Regions from separate parts of the Homo sapiens genome. Here region 2 is linked to region 1. A link is an interaction called in ENCODE POLR2A ChIA-PET data of the cell type or tissue named here. Cell type or tissue: HepG2. All regions are shown on one strand. Each heading gives the region's core, and the rest is flanking DNA. Links, peaks and the distances in the headings are about the cores only.

Evidence for each region. Peaks named below come from ENCODE experiments on the same cell type or tissue, not always from the same donor. Only the 100,000 strongest peaks of a DNase experiment are listed, where the experiment ranks them.
Region 2: POLR2A ChIA-PET joins it to region 1 with 6 read pairs; 7 of 35 experiments call an interaction of 5 or more read pairs at or near these places.

What each region holds. Positions count from the first base shown.
Region 1 is chr17:67,589,254-67,599,288 of GRCh38, forward strand. All of the region lies in intron 5 of PITPNC1 (phosphatidylinositol transfer protein cytoplasmic 1), which reads left to right. Among named protein-coding and RNA genes, the nearest start is that of MIR548D2, 120 kb to the left of the region's middle. In HepG2, for the core only: no CTCF peak of the experiment used is centred there; a DNase peak (open chromatin) is centred at 5,458.
Region 2 is chr17:67,430,134-67,440,168 of GRCh38, forward strand. The region is part of intron 1 of PITPNC1 (phosphatidylinositol transfer protein cytoplasmic 1); the gene reads left to right. It overlaps LOC124904046 (a long non-coding RNA gene), which reads right to left. Exons shown (of 3, transcript XR_007065881.1): 3 at 8,187-10,035. Among named protein-coding and RNA genes, the nearest start is that of MIR548AA2, 36 kb to the right of the region's middle. In HepG2, for the core only: no CTCF peak of the experiment used is centred there; no DNase peak of the experiment used is centred there.

The DNA.
Region 1 (10,035 bases), core at 684-8,683:
AAGGGCTGGCTTTCTGATTCTCAGAGGTATAGTGACAACACAGCTTACCTCTGCATTCAAAGAAGCTAGAACTTACCGCGGATAATCATTAGTAGAAGACAGCTTAAAGTAGTGTCTGCTTTCTGGCTAGGCCTGATTCACAGGTGCTGTGATAAATTCAAAAAGACCTGCCTCCTCTGATGTGCTAGTATCAAGGGTGAGGGAGACAGTTAACCAAACTGGTCAAAAGCATTGTCAGCAAAGACCTGGTGCTGAATCATGTTGGGAAACTGGAGTTTGGAGCTAGAGAGGCAATACCAAGTATCAAGGTCTGAATGTCCACTTTGTAACCACTGTAGTAATAATTGACTCAAAAAAAAAAAAAAAAGCCATCAATGGATGCTAAGACCGTTGAGCAAAACAAGTATTGGGTACAGGATATATCACCACCAATGCTGGGTGTGTTAGCTCACACCTATAATCTCAGTACTTTGGGAAGCCAAAGTAGGTGGATCATCTGAGTTCAGGAGTTCGAGACCAGCCTGGCCAACATGGTGAAACCCCATCTCTACTAAAAATATAAAAAATAGCCAGACGTCATGGCACATGCCTGTAATCCCAGCTACTCGGGAGGCTGAAGCAGGAGAATCTCTTGAACCCAGGAGGTGGAGGTTGCAGTGAGCTGAGATCATACCACTGCACTCCAGCCTGGGTGACAGAGTGAGACTCTGTCTCAAAAGGAAAGGAAAGGAAAGGAAGAACAGGAAAAAAAAGACATGCAGAGAGGACAAACCAGAAAATAATGAGATTGGCTACCTACAGTGGGGGTGTGTGGAAACGGGGTAGAGATGGTGAGAGAAGCACTACCTCTGGGAGTATACCTTTTTGAATCATTCAACTTTTGAAATCATGTTAATGTTTTCCCCACTCAAAAATAATGAAACCAAATCAACAGGGATTAGGCAGGGGGTTGGTGGGGTGGAAGATACTAAAATAGAATTAAAACGAAATAAATGAACCTAACTGTATTTTAAAAGAAATAAAATAGCCACACTGAAAAGGAGAGAAAAAGACCTTTCCCAAGGAATTCTCAATTACACAGCACTCTGACTATGTATCCTCAGTCGGAAGACAATAAGAATTGTAAACAAATACTGAATTCTAAGTAATAAGTTTGTTTCTTACTGTAGTATGGGCTAATACTACTGAAACTATTTTTTGTGTAATTTAAGTTTGAGCAAATACACAACCCTAGGGCCTACCTGTAGAAGAAAATCACCATTTGCAACTATCATAATAGTAATTGATTTAGTAGTAAACATCATTGAATGCTAAAACTAGTATGTGAAAAGTTTGATGAGGAACAGGATATTTACATGGACTAAGAGTATTTCTCTGCAAGTGACTTACTAATGGAAAATGGAAATAGAAATAATTTTACAATAGACAGCCAGGCACAGTGGCTCACACCTGTAATCCCAGCACTTTAGCAGGCCGAGGTGGGTGGATCACCTGAGGTCAGGAGTTGGAGACCACGGTGAAACCCCATCTCTACTAAAAATACAAAAAGATTAGCCGGGCGTGGTGGTGGGCACCTGTAATCCCAGCTACTGGGGAGGCTGAGGCAGGAGAATCACTTGAACCTGGGAGATGGAGGTTGCACTGAGCCAAGAATGTGCCATTGCACTCCAGCCTGGGCAACAAGAGCGAAACTCTGTCTCAAAAAAAAAAAAAGAAAGAAAGAAAGAAAGAATTTTACAATAGACATACCTGGTGTATACCACCTTAACCAAATGTCTGTAACGTTATCAATCCTGGAACAAACTAGCATCAGAAATGATATGATGTGCTGAAAAAGACGCATCACCTCTTTAGTGTTCTTGTCAAAAACAAACAAACAAACAAACAAACAAAAAACCCATAAGCTAAATCTAATCATAAGGAAACTTTACACAAACTCAGATTGATGGGATTCTATAAAATAGCTGGCCTGTACTCTCCAAAATTGTTGAGGTCATGAAAGACAAAGAAAGGCTGATGAATTATTTTAGATTAAAGAAGACTAAAGAGATGAGACTACTAAATGCAGTATGATCCTGGACTGGAACCTAAACTGGAGAAAAAGAGCCCAAAGGATATTACTGGGTAATCGGCAAAATTTAAGTAGGGACTGAGGATTAGATAATAGTATTATATCAATGTTAAACTTCCTAATTTTGATCGTTGTTTTGTAATCAGGTGAGAGACTGTCTTTATTCTTAGGAAATTCACCCTGAAATATCTAGAGGTCAAGGGACATATCTGCAATGTTTTCTCAAATGTGAAAGACAAAGCAAAAGAAGCAAATGTTAACGGCTGGAGAATCTGGGTAAAGGGTGTTCAGGGATTTTCTGATATTTCTTGATTTTTTTTATATTCTTGCAATTTTTTGACATGTTTGACATTATATTAAGATTTAAAGTCACAATTATTTATTGATTTAAAAATTTTTTTGGGAGACAGGGTCTTGCTGTGTCACCCAGGCTGGAGTGCAGTGGCACCATCACGGCGTACTGCAGCCTCAACCTCCTGGGCTGAAGCAATCCTCCCACCTCAGCCTTCTTAGTAGCTGGGACTACAGGAGCACATCACCATGCCCAGCTAATTTTTTTTTTTTTTTTGTAGAGATGGGCATCTCGCTGTGTTGCCCATGCTGGTCTTGAACTCCTGGGCTCGAATGATCCTCCCACCCCAGCCTCCCAAAGTGCTGGCATTATAGGAGTGAGTCACCACACCCAGCGCAATGATTTTTTAAAATTAAAATTGAAAGAGCAAAAAATGGTATAAGGAATGTAACTAAAGATAAAAGAATTTTGTTATAGGCAGACAGTGTGTCTAAACTGAAAACCTAAGAGAATTTACAAATTATCTTAAATAGAATACTAAATAGTTAAAATGATAGCAAAATGATTATGTTCAGAAGGGTTACTGGCTATCAGATCAACTTACAAATATCAATGATATTCCATATATGAGTAATAATTAGAAAATATTAATCCCATCATCAATAGCAACATAACATTAAGGTACCCAAGAACAAATCTAACTTTTCTAGACGAAATTATTATCAAAGGACCTAACAAAGACCTGAACAAATTATAAATACTCCATGTGCATGGAGCAAAAGACTAAATACTGTAAAGAAATAAGTGATTTCCTAAATCAGTCTCCAAATTAAATGTAATTCCAATCAACATCTCAACAGGATTGTCATAAATTGTAAAATCAGATGGAAAAATAAAAGTCAAAAGATAGCTGAGACAAATTTTGAACAAAGAACAAGGAGGCGAAGTTCATCATATCTGATAACAAAATCATATGAAAGAATGTGGTATTTGCACAAAGATAGAAATAAACGTAAGCTGATCATGTGAATTTGATACATAATAGATAATGTGTCTCCAATCAGTGGGAAGGAAAGATAACTTTCTCAGTAAATGACATTAAGTGAGTTGACATTTCATAGGGAAAACTAAAATAATAGGCTGGACACAGTGGCTCATGCCTGTAATCCCAGCACTTTGGGAGGCCAAGGCAAGAGGATCACTTGAGTCCAGGAGTTCAAGGCCAGCCTGGGCAACATAGCTAGACCCCATCTCTGCAAACAATAAAAATAATTAGCCAGGCATGGTGATGTAGGCCTGTAGCTCCAGCTACTTGTGAGACTGAGGCAGGAGGATCACTTGAGCCTGGGAGGTCAAAACTGCAGTGAGTCATGATGGCGCTACTACACTTCCATCTGGGCAACAGAGAAAGACCCTGTCTCAAGAAAAAAAGAAAGAAAAGAATGGATCCCTACCTCACTCCATATTCAAAAATAAATTCCAAAAGTGTTTACAAACCTGACCATGGAAACCATTAAAATCATTTAAGAATATCTTATTTATGGATGCAGATGCATTTATATGTTACATAAAATACAAAGTTTATTTTAAAATGTGGACTAAGTTCACAATAAATTTATGATAGCTGTCAGCCAGGTGTGGAAGAGGAAGGGATTTCAACTATAAGTGTGAAATTTTCTCTTTTTTTTTTTTTTAAGTAGGGACAGAATCGGAATCAAATATGACAAAATAATTACATATGTTTGACTGGTGGGTAGTGGCTGTTTTTTGGCTTTTTGATTTTTTGTTTTGTTTTCTTTTTTAGATGGAGTCACCCTTTGTCACCCAGGCTGGAGTGCAGTGGTGTGATCTTGGCTCACTGAACCTCTGCCTCCAGGGTTCAAGCGACTCTCCTGCCTCAGCCTCCCAAGTAGCTGGGATTATAGGTGCATGCCACCACACTATGCTAATTTTTACATTTTTAGTAGAGACGAGGTTTCACCGTGTTGGCCAGGCTGGTCTCAAACTCCTGGGCTCAAGCAATCTGCCCTCCTTGACCTTCTAAAGTGCTGAGATTACAGGCGTGAGCCATGTTTTTTATATGATTTTTTATATTCTTGATATTGATCTTTTGAGTTTTGAAAAAGAAAATATTCATCTGAGTCTTCTGTTCCATGAAACTCAAACCTCTTTAATTCTTTGTGATCCACTGTTAGCCTCAGTCACTGGCTCTGCAGTTGTTTCCCAAATGTTTGGCTCCTTTTCCCCCTCATAATTACTGTGGGAATACAGTGTACGTCACTTAAAAAAAATAAGGCACAGCTTTGCTGTTTATTTACCTAGAGCTTTGTGTTTATGTTTGTTGAGTCCAGTGGATGGTGCCTTGGTGGGTGGATTGCTCATGACAGAGGATGGACAGCAATCTTGGGTCGTGGAGCATTTTGGTGGAGAACACTTGAGGAATCTGCCAAAAGCTAGCAGCTGGTCAGGCCCAGTTAGTAGGATTCTGTACTAGAATCAGAGAAATCACCAGCCTTCGACCAAATAGGGTCCAAAGCAGGGCTCTGCAGCCAAGTGATAACGGGACTTCGCTGTTCTGAACTTCCCCAGCTGTGTAAAGGGGAAAATGGCACCCACTTCAGAGAGAATTGAGAGGATGCAGTGAGATGCTGCATGTCAAATGCTTCATAAACCATAGTTCTCTTTTCTCTTTCACTTCAGTTATACCTCATGGGAACCACTTCAGAGTGGACTCTTGGAGATCCACAAATGGGGAAGTCAGTGTAACTTGGGGAGTCCAAGTTCTCACGTTTCTGAAGTCTGCAGTCCCTATTCCTTTTTCACCACCCAGAGGCATCCTCAGACATGAGTTGATAAGTCACGTCTCCAGGGACTTTTGAGTTCACTTTTTCAAAGTGGAGAAAGGAGTGGTTACTGGTGCAAGCAGCAGACCCTCTGCCTTGTGGCCTCCTGCTTGGAGGTTGGGGATTCTGGTTTCAGACACAGTCCTTCCTTGGGTTTTACTCATCTGTAAGGGATCCTGCTTGGCACAGCTCTGTTCCAAGAGGTGAGAGCCATCTATGCTGTTGTTCCCAGTTAATCATCAACAGAACCGTGGCAGAATGGAGACAGGATGAAGACTGTAGGCACTAGAGTCAAACCAGGTGTCTTTGAATCCCAAGTCAACTCCTTAGCAGCTAGTTAAGTCATGTTACTTCACTTCCGTGTGCCCCTGTCAAATGAGTATCATGATAGTTCCCACTCATAGGGTACTTGTGAGGATTAAATGTGTTAAGCCTGAAAAGTGCACAGAATAGAGCTTTGTACACATTTTAGACATTCAGCATGTTTTAACACGGCCATTGTTTTTCATGTTTTAACAACTTTACAAATGAAACGCATATTAGAGTTGATGGCATGTTACAATTACAAGTGGCAGCATTTTTTCTTTTTCGGTGGTATAGTTGGTGGCATCTTAGAATCAATGAATTAATTCAGCATGATATCTCCTTTTGCATAGGATATTGAGATGTACATCATGAGTGCATTTCAGTACTGAATAGTGTTTGCATATCAAATGTGAACACTGAACTGAATTCTGCCAAAGTCAAGTCATTGAATAATAAGCTATTCAGTTGTTCAGGCCTGGAAGGTTGTTTGTTAACTTTTTCCAGGGCACTGGCTGGCTTCCTAATAATGCAAATGACTTGATAGAACTCTGAAAAGGGAACCATTGAATCTTCTTCCCCTTGGACATCCAGAGCCATCATCTTTATAAAATGGATTTCTTACTAAAAATCCCTGGATGCCATCTATCTGATACACCTTCAAGGACAAAGTCTCAGCTAGTATTTTAGTTTTTTTTTTTTTTTAATGTGGGGCAAGGGGATAATAGGAGCTGAGCTTACAGAAAAGAAGTTAATGATTTCCAATGGACATGATTTCAAAGCAATTTCTGCCTTTTGATGCGCTGAAATCATTGCTTCCATCTGCTCCCCTACTTGTACACAGGGCTCTGCTTTTTAACCATGCAGTGTGTCAGCTGTTGCCCACCAAATTCTGCACTTGATCTTCTGAGACTGATGGCGATTCTCTATGAATAATATTAAGCTATTAAATCACATTTAAATCCTATTTCTCCACTAATACCTATTGAAGGCCTGTTTATATTCCATCAGATTTTTATGGCCATTTGGTACATAAATTTGTTAAATATAAACTTCATGGAGCTTCATCTGAAAATGTTTCATCTTGTTCCCAGTCCTGTAAAGACATGGTCATAAATACCTTTGGACTATGCAAACCATTATCTAGAGTAATTTTAATTATCTTTAGCTATGCCGATCAGATGATAATAAATAGATGTTGAAAAGCATCAGCAAAATGCCATCATGGAAGAGATACTCAGGGGTAAAACCAAATAATTGACCATTTGGTGCTGAAACATTTTATTATCATTCCTACAAAGGTTCAGAAATCTATCATGAGATTGGGTTTGTTATGAACTCAACATCACCTTGGTTGGGATGTCAAAACTAGAGTAAATTATTGAAATGAAATATGAAACATATTAAGGAACGTCCTCGGGAATGAAGGACACTGGAAAGACTGAATTTTCTAGTAACTTAATTTCGATCTATGGGTGAAGCTTTGTTTTCAGCACCCAGCTATATTTGCTTGGAACCATCTGGGTCTCTTGGAATAGATAATGTTAAACCAGATACACTAGTTGTACACGTGGTATGTCTTTATTGGGGGCTTTTGGTAACAGTTTAAGATAGAAAAAAAAGTATTGCTTTAAAAAAAAAGTGATCCTTGGTACTCACGGGTAACAACATTCTGCTTTGGCTAAGAGTTTACGTAACTGCATACTGTTCCCTATTTCTTTGTTGTTGTTGTTGTTTTGTATTTTTGTTGTTATTGTTTTTCTTTTGAGATAGAGTCTCGCTCTGTCGTCCAGGCTGGAGTGCAGTGGCCCGATCTCGGCTCACTGCAACCTCTGCCTCCTAGGTTCAATCGATTCTCCTGCCTCGGCCTCCTGAGTAGCTGGGATTACAGGTGTGAGCCACCACGCCTGGCTTGAGAGATGGAAGATCAGACTCGATTTGCTCATGTTGTTCCTAACCTTTATTCTAAACTGATAAAAATGTAAAGTCATCTGATTTCAAGACTGATTGTTCCCTTGGGTGTTCCTTAATTCCCTAGAGGCCGAGTAAATTCTTATGGTTTAAAGGCTCTTCCCCCTTGCTTTTCTATACTCCCTTGGGTTTGTTTTTAAAATGATAGTGTTCTGAACCAATTTTTTTTTTTCTTTTTGAGACAGAGTCTTCCTCTATCACCCAGGCCGTAGAGCAGTGGCACAATTTCAGCTCACTGCAACCTCCACCTCCTGGGCTCAAGTGATCTTCTCACCTCAGCCTCCCAAGTAACTGGGACTATAGGCACTTGCCACCATGCTCGCCTAATTTTTTAATTTTTTGTAGAGATGAAGTCTTCCTATATTACCCAGGCTGATCTTGAACCCCTGGGCTCAAGTGATGCCCCCACCTTGGCCTCCCAAACTGCTGGGATTATAGGCATGAGCCACCATGCCTGGCCCCAAATAATTTATATAAGCCATTTATCATAGTTCCTGACATATCATAGATGTTCAGTAAATATCAATTATCTTCCTCAGGCTGAGCATGGTGGCTCACGCCTGTAATCCCCGCACTTTGGGAGGCCAAAGTGGGTATCTTACTTGAAGTCAGGAATTCGAGACCAGCCTGGCCAACATGGCAAAACCCCATCTCCACTAAAAATACAAAAATTAGCCAGGCGCGGTGGCACACACCTGTAATCACAGCTACTCAGGAGGCTGAGGCAGGAGAATCACTTGAATACGGGAGGTGGAGGTTGCAGTGAGCTGAGATCATGCTGCTGTACTCCAGCCTAGGCGACAGAGTGATTGAGACTCCATCTCAACAAAAAAAGGAAAGAAAAAAACAGTTATCTTCCTCAATCCCTTTGTGTTAAGTTCCTAGTGGAAATTTGAGAAGTCCTTTATTTTACATTTAAAAGATAGGATGCTTTTAATGGTGCCTTAATTCATCGTACAAGAAACATTTGTTAAACATCTATTCGGCACCAGGGGTTGTTAGGCTGGTGGAAGGGACAGGTACTCTCATTGCAAGGCAGTGGGGTAGGCTCTATGGAGAACACATGCTAGAGGGTGAGAATGGGTAGACAGGCAAGATCGTGATGCAGGGAGAGACTGGTAGAGAACACAGGAGATTTTTGCAGTAGATCAGATGATAGAGAATGCAGCCCGAGATTTAAAGCAGTGACAGTAGAAATAGAGAGGAGACGCTGGGTGCGGTGGCTCATGCCTGTAATCCCAGCACTTTGGGAGGCCGAGGCAGGCGGATCACGAGGTCAGGAGATCAAGACCATCCTGGCCAACGTGGTGAAACCCCGTCTCTACTAAAAATACAAAAATTAGCTGGGAGTAGTGGTGCGTGCCCGTAATTCCAGCTACTTGGGAGGCTGAGGCAGGAGAATCGCTTGAACCAGGGAGTCGGAGGTTGCAGTGAGCCAAGATCACGCCACTGCACTCCAGCCTGAGAGTGATCTCCAGCACTCCAGAGTGAGACTCCGTCTCAAAAAAAGAAAAGAAAAGAAAAGAAATATAGAGGAGAGAATTAGGAAGACAGAGAGAGATTGGTGCCTAGTTAGGATGGAGCAATTAGCTCAGTGGTCTGAGATAATTCAGGTTTTTGTAACGAATGGGTGTTCGTGCTACCAACTAAGGCGAGGAATTTTTTTTAAGTGGTTTAGGAGATGCCATGGTGCCCCTCACCCCCAAATTCCTATGTTAAAATCCTAATCACCGCAAGGTGATGGCATTAGGAGGTGAGGCCTTTGAAGGTGCTTAGGTCTTAAGGGCCCCAGAGAGACCCCTTAGGTTTTAAGGGCCCCAGATAGACCCCTTGTCCCTTCTACCATGTGAGGACACAACTAGAAGTTGCTATCTGCCCAGGCATGGTGGCTTATACCTGTAATCCTAGCACTTTGGGAGGCCAAGGCAGGCAGATCATCTGAGGTCAGGAGTTCATGACCAGCCTGGCCAACATGGTGAAACCCCGTCTCTACAAAAAAATACAAAAAAATTAGCTGGGCATGGTGGTGGGCACCTGTAATCCCAGCTACTTGGGAAGCTGAGGCAGGAGAATTGCTTGAACCTGAGAGGTGGAGGTTGCAGTGAGCCGAGATCACGCCATTGCACTCCAGCCTGGGTGACAAGAGTGAAACTCCATCTCAAAAAAACAGAAAGAAGGTGCTATCTATGATCCAGGAAGTGGGTCCTCACCTGATGCCAAATCTGCCTCGATCTTGGACTTCTCAGCCCCCAAAACTATAAGAAATACATATATATATATATATATATATATATATATATATTTTTTTTTTTTTTTTTTTTACCATGTTGGCCAGGCTGGTCTTGAACTCCTGACTTCAGGTGATCCATCCACCTTGGCCTCCCAGAGTGCTGGGATTACAGGCAAGAGCCACTGTGCCTGGCTAAGAAATAAATTTCTTTTGTTCACACACTACCCAGTTTATGGCATTTTTTAATAGCAGCCCAAACAGACTGAGACACGTGAGGTTGATGAATTCAGTTTTTGTCCAGTTGAGTTTGAAGTAGTCACGGAAA
Region 2 (10,035 bases), core at 1,313-9,312, 160 kb before region 1:
CTGAATGCGCAGGAGTTTATAGATGGTAACGTCTTTTCTCTGGATCATTAATTCTCCTTACTACTCTGTGATTTTAAAAACTTAGAATGTTGGCTAGTGTGGTGGCTCATGCCAGTAATCCCAGCACTTTGGGAGGCTGAGGTGGGAGGGTCACTTGAGGTCAGGAGTTCAAGACCAGCCTGGCCAACGTGGTGAATCCCTGTCTCTACTAAGACACAAAAAAATTAGTCTATAATCCCAGCTACTTGGGAGGCTGAGGCAGGAGGATCGCTTGAACTCGGGAGGTGGAGGTTGCAGTGAGCTGAGATCATGCCACTGCACTCGAGCCTCTGTGACAGAACAAGACTCTGTCTCAAAAACAAAAACAAAAACAAACTTAGAATGTTGGCCAGTGTGGTGGCTCATGCCTATAATCCCAGTGCTCTAGGAGGCAGAATGCTCTAGAGGGTGGAAGCGGGAGGATTGCTTGAGGTCAGGAGTTTGAAACCAGCCTAGGCAAGGTAGTGAGACCTCTGTCTCTAAACAACAACAACAAAACAGCTGGGCGTGGTGGTGCACACCTGTCGTCCCAGCTACTTGGGAGGCTGAGGTGGGAGGATCAGTTGAGGCCGGGAGTTCAAGATCAGCCTGGGCAACATAGTGAGACCCTGTCTCTACCAAAAAAAAAAAAATTAGACATATGCAGTGGCATGTGTCTGTAGTCCCAGCTGCTCAGGAGGCTGAGGTGGGAGGATCCCTTGGGCCCAGGAAGGTTGCAGTGAGAAATGATCACACCACTGCACTCCAGCCTGTGTGACAAAGCAAGACCCCATCTCTTAAAAACAAAACCAAACCACACAACAACTTGGAATGTTGAAAGAAGTTCATTATGTGTTTCCATTTTATGATGAACTATTTCTTTAATTTTTACTCTTTTTAGTTACTGTTTCTTTTTTTTTTTTTTGCGATGGAATATTGCTCTGTCGCCCAGGCCGGAGTGCAGTGGCGTGATCTTGGCTCACTGCAAGCTCCACCTCCCGGGTTCAAGCGATTCTCATGCTTCAGCCTCCCGAGTAGCTGGGACTATAGGCGCCCACCACCACACCCAGCTAATTTTTGTATTTTTAGTAGAGACGGGATTTCACCATGTTGACCAGGCTGGTCTCAAACTCCTGACCTTAAGTGATCCATCCGCCTCAGCATCCCAAAGTGCTGGGATTACAGAGTGAGCCACCGCACCTGGCCTCATGTCTTGTCTTACCTACGGCTTTCCCCCTCTTTCTGCGTTTTCTCCACCCTTTACCGCTGAGTCAGCCTCTGTATACCATTATTCATGATGGGAACTCAGCTTGTCTGACAGTTGGTTTTAAGGCACAATTAGAAAATATTCCTTGATAGTACAATGAGTTTGCAGTTTTTAAGTTGTGGTTTTGGCCAGAGATATTAATAAGGGTTTGGACGTTGAGTGGAATACTAAGAATAAGAAAGGGGATGTGCTTAAAATACATCTCATGTGCCTTCTGTTTAATTACACGGTAATTTGTAAAAGAGACTGGTTTCTGTGGCCTTGAATACTAATATAGACTTTCCCTCACCACAGCTTATCTTCGAGTCATAAACACAGAGGCATGCATAGTTCACACATCTCCATGTATTTTCTGTTTCCAAGGAAGATATGATCACTCTGAAGAACCAAAAGATGAGTCACTCTGAAAACTTTTCTTCCTTTGTCTTAATGTCATGACTGTCTTAACAATTGACTGTGTTTATTTCAGCAACATTTATCTTTAGTCTCTTCTCTTTGGCTCAGTCAGATGTTTTCAGTTTCACCCAGCACGGACCACAGCCATATTACCTCCTATATCCCAGTGGATAACTTCTGCAGGAAAACTTCAGCTACTTGACACTCTTGGGAAACGAGCTGGGTGTTCCTGATAAGAAAGGTTTACCAGAATCTTGTAAAGATGGTTTCTCTAATAATAGCTAACATATTTATAAGCGTGCTATGTTTTAGAACATGGGTGTCCAAACTTTTGGCTTCCTTGGGCCACATTGGAAGAATTGTCTTGGACCACATATAAAATACACTAACACTGGCCGGGTGCGGTGGCTCACGCCTGTAATCCCAGCACTTTGGGAGGCCAAGGCAGGTGGATCACGAGGTCAGGAGATGGAGACCATCCTGGCTAACACGGTGAAACCCCGTCTCTACTAAAAATACAAAAATTAGCCGGGCGTGGTGGTGGGCACCTGTAGTCCCAGCTACTCGGGAGGCTGAGGCAGGAGAATGGCGTGAACCTGGGAGGTGGAGCTTGCAGTGAGCCGAGCTTGCAGTGAGCCGAGATTGCACCACTGCACTCCAGCATGAGCGAGAGAGTGAGACTCCGTCTCAAAATAAATAAATACATAAATAAATAATAAAATAAAATAAAACTAATGATAACTGATGAGCTAAAATAAATAAATAAAGGTCCGTGTATAATTTTTGTGATATCTGCCACCACAGATAAGCCAAAAAGTCCTCTTATTCAAAGGGTTGGACATGGCTGTTTCAGTAACTTCATTACAGGCTTTGTGAACATTATCTCATGTAATCCTAAAACAAAACAAAACAGAACAAAATGACTTTCCCTGTCTCGATTTCCTGAGTGATCTTTGTAAACATCAGCTATTACAGTGTGCTCTTTTGTGTAGATTTCAGGTGTATGTGACTCTTGTAAGCATTCAGCTTACCACTGTTTATTGAGTGATTATTATGTGCCAGATACAGCTCTGGACACAGGTGTGACTAAAACAAACTCCCTGCCCTCAAGGTGCTTATATTCTGGAGGTGGGAGGAGGACCCTGACAACAGCATGGAAATATACAAATATAATATAATGTCAGGTAGCCACAAATATAGCAGGATATAGGGACAGCGAGTGGGGGTGGGGAGAGTGGTGGCGGAAGACCCTTGAGGAGGCGACAGTTGAGCAGAGACCTGGATGAATCGTGGGAGCAAGGCTTGTAGATATTTGGCAAAAGAGCCATTTGATTGTGACTTACGTGGTTCTCCCTCTTCTGCTTTCTATAGTTTTCCTGTCTCCTGGCAGTCAGTGCCAGGAAAGAATTTAGTTGGGCCAGACCAAGGGAAGCCAGACCTAGAAAGGAGGCAAAGCTACAGGTGCAGAGCAGAGATTGCTAAGGTCTTAGCCGCGGGCTGCGGGAGCGAGCCTGGGCGGGCGGGTAAGGCTGTGGAACCGGAGTCTGGAGAGTCTGCTGGCTGCGCACAAACACGGCTGTGCTTCTGGGCAGATGAATGGAGGGCAAGCCAGCCCCGGGCAGAAGATAGAACAGAGAGGAAGCTGGGGAGCCGGGTGCAGTAACTCGAAATCCCAGCACTTTAGGAGGCCGAGGAGGGCGGATCCCTTGAGGCTAGGAATTCCAGAGCAGCCTGGGCAACATAGGGAGAGTCTGGGTGTGGTGGCCTGCGCCTGTAAACCCAGCTACTCGGGAGGCTGAGGCAGAAGGATCGCTTGAGCATAGGAGTTTGAGGCTGCAGTGAGCTATGATTGTGCCACTGTGCTACAGCCTGGATAGTAGAGTGAGACTCCATCTCTAAAAAATAGAAATAAGAAAAAGAGGAAGCCAGGTGCAGGCTCAGGAGGCTGACGCAGGAGGATCACTTGAACCCAGGAGGCTGACGCAGGAGGATCACTGGAACCCAGCAGTCTGAGACTAGCGTGCAAGGATCACCCCTGTGAATAGCCACTGCACTCTAGCCTGGGTGACATAGCGAGACTCTGTCTCCTCCTCCCCATAATAATAATAATAATAATAAAGAGGAATCTGGTGCTGGCATAGAGGTACAGGCTGGATGGGAGGGTGGTCAGGATGGGGCAAGGGGCCGAGACCACAAATGGTCCTGCTCCTGGGGCTTAGAACGGGACCTGGTTCTCCAGGGAGGTGAAGAGGAGCAAGGCCAGAGCTCAGCAGCAGAAGCTGTGGTTTAAGAGAGAGGCTTGATTATAGATGTTAGGAAGTCAAGAGCCCAGTGCCTAGAACCTGGGCTGCAGACGGGGAATGAGGCTTATGGCTCCGTAATGGTGATGTAATGCTGACACCTCAGCTGTGGCACCACAGAGTCCTGTGTTACCCCTCCCTGTGCCCACACAAGATTACCAGAAACTACTTTGCATCCCATTGAATGCAATCTGCTCTGTGCCTCTTTTGTAAAATCTGCCCATTTACACATGGTGTTGCCACCCCAGCCTGGGAACTGAGCAGCAAGAGGAAGCCTCCCACCCGCCCCACTCCCAAGTAGCGTTTCCTTTTCCGGCTCCCACAGGCCCATTACATAACCTTTCTTAGGGCCCTCTGCACAGAGCTGTAATCTTTGGTAGAGGGGCAGGCTGTGCTTTAGAAGCCCGGAGCTCAGGCTGGGCGCGGTGGCTCACACCTGTAATCCCAGCACTTTGGGAGGCCGAGGCAGGTGGATCTCTTGAGGCCAGGAGTTCAAGACCAGCCTGGCCAACATGGCAAAACCCCGTCTGTACTAAAAATACAAAAAAATTTGCCAGGTGTGGTGGTGCATGCCTGTGATCCCAGCTACTCAGGAGGCTGAGGTGGGAGGATTGCTTGAGCCCAGGAGGTGGAGGTTGCAGTGAGCTGTTGCAACAGGGAACAACAGAGTGAGACTCTGCCTCAAAAAAAAAAAAAAAATAAAAAAATAAAAGGCCAGGCTAGGTGGCTCACGCCTGTAATCCCAACACTTTGGGAGGCTGAGGTGGGTGGATCGCCTGAGGTCAGGAGTTCGAGACCAGCCTGGCCAACATGGAGAAACCCCGTCTATACTAAAAATACAAAAATTAGCTGGGCATGGTGGCGGGCACCTGTAGTCCCAGCTACTCAGGAGGCTGAGGCAGGAGAATGACGTGAACCCGGGAGATGGAGCTTGCAGTGAGCTGAGATCACGCCACTGCACTCCAGCCTGGGTGACAGAGCGAGACTCCATCTCAAAAAAAAAAAAAAAAAAAAAAGAAGCCCAGAGCTCAAGATCTGGTCAGACTCCCTGGTTTGAACCTTGGCTCCTCTTGGGCAAATTACGCAACCTCAGTTACTTCATCTGTAAAACGGAAATTATAATAGTACTTACCTCTGCAGGATTCTTGTGAAGATAAAAGCCACAGAACAGTGGCTGGGCCCCAGAAGTGTTAGTGCTTTTGACGTTTCTGTAACCTTCACTAAACGTGACACCCTCCGGGGCCATTGTAGGCATTTTTGTACCCTCAGTGTCTAACATGTTACCCAGCAGGCACATGGATTCATTCAACAAGTATTTATTGAATGCCTTCTTCCAGGCCCTGGGATGCAGGGACATAGCCACCAATGAGACAAACTCCTGCCCCCATGGGGCTGACATTGTGCTGGGGGAGACAGACTGTAAGCAAGTGAACAAGGACACAAATAATACAGTTTCAGGCCAGGTGCGGTGGCCTACACCTGTAATCTCAGCACTTTGGTAGGCCAAGGTGGGCAGATCACGAGGTCAGGAGTTCGAGATCAGCTTGACCAACATGGTGAAACCCCATCTCTACTAAAAATACCAAAATTAGGCAGGTGTGGTGGTGCACATCTGTAATCCCAGCTACTCAGGAGGCTGAGGCAGGAGAATCGCTTGAACCTGGGAGGAGGAGGTTGCAGTGGGCCGAGATCATGCCACTGTACTCCAGCCTGGACAACAGAGCGGGACTTTGTCTACCACCGCACCCTCCCCGCCAAGAAGAACAATTTCAGCTAGTGATAAGTGGTATAAAAAAATAAGTTGGGGTCCTGTAATCGAGTGACCTAAGATGTGTGAGATACATGGTTGGTGGTTTTTTTGTTTGTTCCTTTGTTTTACTTTTTATTTTTTTGAGATACAATCTTGCTGCTCTGTTGCCCCAGGCTGCAGTGTTGTGGTGTGATCATAGCTCACTGCAGCCTCCAATTCCTGGGCTCAAGGGATCCTCCTGCTTCAGCCTCCCAAGTAGCTGGGACTACAGATGTGTGCCACCACACCCAGCCACCCAGCTAATTTTTAAATTTTTTGTAGAGACAGGGTCTCACTTTCTTGCCCAGGCTGGTCTTAAATTCCTGGCCTCAAAGGATCCTCCTGCCTCAGCTGCCTCCCAGAGTGTTGGGATTACAGGCCTGAGCCACCGTGTCTGGCTGGGGGTGCTATTTTAAAAAGAATGGACAGAAAATTTCTGCGAGGATTTGACGTTTGAACAATGGTCTTATCTAAGCGACAATCTGAGAGACAGCTGTCCAGACACAGGGAGCAGCAAGTACTAGCATGGCCTCTTTGTGTTTGAGCCAGGAGAGGAATAAAGGTGAGGGTGAGGGAGGCAAGAGGTAAGCAGAAGGTAGGGAGGCCAGGGAGGGGAAGGAGGGTGATGGAACGAACGTACCGGACAGGGCGTGGAAAGCGTTCGGGGCCTGGCTGGGAGTTTGGGATATGTCCTTTTTGCAATGGGAGCCACTGAGAGTTCTAAAACCAGAAGTGACATAATCTGATTCATGTTTCTTGGCTGTGTGCAGAGCTTTGCAAGAATGGCAACAGGGATAAAAGTCCTGAGACCAGGGAAAACCCAAGGGTCTTGGATTTGTGTGGATGGCTGAGGTAAAGGAGACTCATTCCATGGCCTTTTCTGGAAAGCTGGGTCATCTGTTACCAGTTTTATTGATTGTCTTCTGTAGCAGGTTGAATAGTGTCCCCTCAAAATCTGTGTCTGCCTGGAACCTCAGAATCTGATTGTATTTGAAAATAGGGGTGTTTTTTTTTTTTTTTTTTTTTTTTTTTTGAGACAGGATCTCACTCTGCTTGCCCAGGCTGGAGTACAGTGGTGCGATCACAGTTCACTGCAGCCTTGACTTCCCAGGCTCAGGTGATCCTCCCACCTCAGCCTCCCGAGTAACTAAGACTACAGGCTTGCACCACCATGGCTGGCTAATTTTTGCATTTTTAGTGGAGACAGGGTTTCGCCATGTTGCCCAGACTGGTCTCAAACTCCTAGACTCAAGTAATCCACCTGCCTCGGCCTCCTAAAGTGCTGGGATTACAGGTGTGAGCCACTGCACCTAGCCGGCAGTAGGGTTTTTGCAGATGTAATTAGTGAAGGGCCTCAAGATGAAATAATCCCGAAATTAGAGTGGGACCTGTATCCAATGACTGATGTCCTTATAGGAAGGGGAGCGGACATAGAGAGACACAGGGAGAAGATAGCCCCTTGAACATGGAGGCAGAAGTTGGGGTGTTGCAGCCACGAGCCAGGGAACGCCTGGGGCCACCAGAAGCTGGAAGAGGCAAGGACAGATTTCCTCCAGAGCATGGCCCTGCTGATACCTTGATTTTGGGCTTCTACCCTGCAGAACTGCGGGAGAACACATTTCTGTTGCTTTAGGCACTTGGTGATACTGTGTTTCTGCAGCCCTAGGAAACTAATGCACCTCCTAAGCATCACTGGTTTCTTAGGAATATTTGCATTGGGGTGCAGGCATGAGAGAGGCCTCATCAGGAAGACTGGCCATTCTATAGACCTTCCTTAAGCCCTGGAGAGGTGGGTGGTCTTACCAGGAACTCAAAGGAGCTCTAAGATCCCAGAGGAGGTCCCTGAGAACGAATGAACAAATGAATGAATGAAAGGGCCCAAGGCCGAGTGCGGAGGCTCGGGCCTGTAATCCCAGCACTTTGGGAGGCCGAGGCGGGCGGATCACTTGAGGTCAGGAGTTGGAGACCAGCCTGGCTAGCATGGCGAAACCCCATCTCTACTAAAAATTACAAAATTTAGCTGGGCGTGGTGGCACACATCTGTAATCCCAGCTGCTGGGGAGGCCAAGGCAGAGAATTGCCTGAACCTGGGAGGCGGAGGTTGCAGTGAGCGGAGATCTCGACACTGCACTCCATCCTGGGCGGCAGAGCGAGACTCTGTCTCAAAAAAAGAAAAAAAGAAAAAAAAAGAAGAGAAAAGAAAAAAGAAAAACAAAGATCCTAAGACAGGGCTGTGTCTGACCTTCAGGTCACTCAATAGCCCTAGCCATGAACGTTGTAATTGACCCTCTGCAGCACATAGACCTCTAGTCAGTGCAGCCACCATCATTCCGCTGTGTGCCTTCTAAGCTGTTCTGGGTTGTAAGATCTTTGTTAGAATTTGGATAAAGAGAACAGAGTTCTAAGTGACTTTTTTTTTTTTTTTTTTTCTGAGACAGAGTCTCGCTCTATCGCCCAGGCTGGAGTGCAGTGGTGTGATCTCCGCTACTGCAACCTCTGCCTCCTGGGTTCAAGAGATTCTCCTGCCTCAGCCTCCCCAGTAGCTGGGATTACAGGCACCTGTCACCATGCCTGGCTAATTTTTGTATTTTTAGTACAGACAGGGTTTCACCATGTTGGCCAAGCTGGTCTTGAACTCCTGGCCTCAAGTAATCTGCCTGCCTCGGCCTCCTAAAGTGTTGGGATTACAGGCGTGAGCCACCGTGCCCAGCTGGGCCTAAGTGACTTTCTAATGCACAGAATGTGTGAATTTTAGAATATGATCTTTTACCATCCAGTTTTCTGGACTCAGAAGTAACTTTTCCTTCCTCTCTTTTAAATGTTCATTAGGTCAAATTAGAACTGAAGAAGCAACCCTGAGGTATAATACTCTGCCCCAGCAACAAAAAGCAGTACTGCTGCTGACTTACGGCTACTATTCTGAGTTGAAAGTGCTGAAAAGAAAACTCCAGGCCATGCGCATTTAATTTGATTGTAATCCTGCCAGAGATCCACCTGCTTTGCTCCCATCCGTTTCCCTTGGCCTGTCCTGTAGAAAGGGACTGCAATTGAGCACTTTTTTAAATTAAAAAAATGACCTGCACTCTCCACAAAATACAGGTCCAAATGGCAGTAGCTTATTGGTCATCAGTTTCTCCTAGGAAACCTGGGCCACAAGTTTCTGGTTGGTTTCGGACACACAGTAGGTGCTGAATTAATTAAAGGTGTTTCTTTAATTCAGCCCAGAAGCATCTGATTTGCTTAGGAAATTGATTAGGCATATATTACCTGGATGATGTCAATTTCTATGTAACCATTTCTCTCCTGTGTAATTGATGAGCCTCCTAATGTTGATTTTATTTTATTTTACCAAGCACTGTATTTAGTTAATAAAAAATACAGAATAGGATTCAAAACAGCTGTGTTTGCTATTGGCATGGCCGTCACCCTCCTAATACCTGTGCATGTCATAATAGACTACATTTGCAGAAACAAAAGGTTAGGAATAAAAAGATGACTTTTGTCCCTCCAGCTGCCAGTGACAACCCACAGCCTCAGCTTATGGTATTTATTTAATCTTGTATCTGTGATAGGGCTCTGAGACACTTCTGTGAAGCAGATGTTTGAAGATCTGACAATTATGGAAGAAAATTTCTCATAGAAAAAGATATGTTCTCCAGCCTTGGGCGGGGGCCTGACATTACTCTTCCACATTTCACTCATTCATTTATTGAAAAATGAAAAATTATATATATTTATAATATACCAGGTGATATTTTGATATGTGAATACATTGTTGAATTATTATGTTAAGCTAATTAACATATCTCTCACCTTACATACTTATTTTTTGTTGATGAGATGGACATTTCTTTTTTAAGTATGCTTAAATGTGTTCACGGATTGTGTGAAATTTTTGGCATCCCGTTTCTTGATATACCACCTTTTGCCACATTTCTTGTTTATATAGTATGTATCTCAGCCGGTGATGAATCAAGGAAAAAGATAAAGAAAAACAAACAAACAAACAAAAAAGCAAACAAACAAGTTAAAACAAACCCAAAACCTTCTTTCCCAGTAGGCAGTAATTTGGGATGTAAAATGTATGAGGTAGGCAGGAGGAAGATGAAAAGTCTGTCTGAAATGAGAACTGTCTGTTGGCTTAATTCAGGTGATCACAGATTGTCTGTAGCCTTGAGCAAAGCCTAGAGAATAGTGAGGCTAGTAAAACACTAGCCCTTGGGCTCAAAATTTAAGATGGCACCAAAAAACTAAAAATCAGGGTA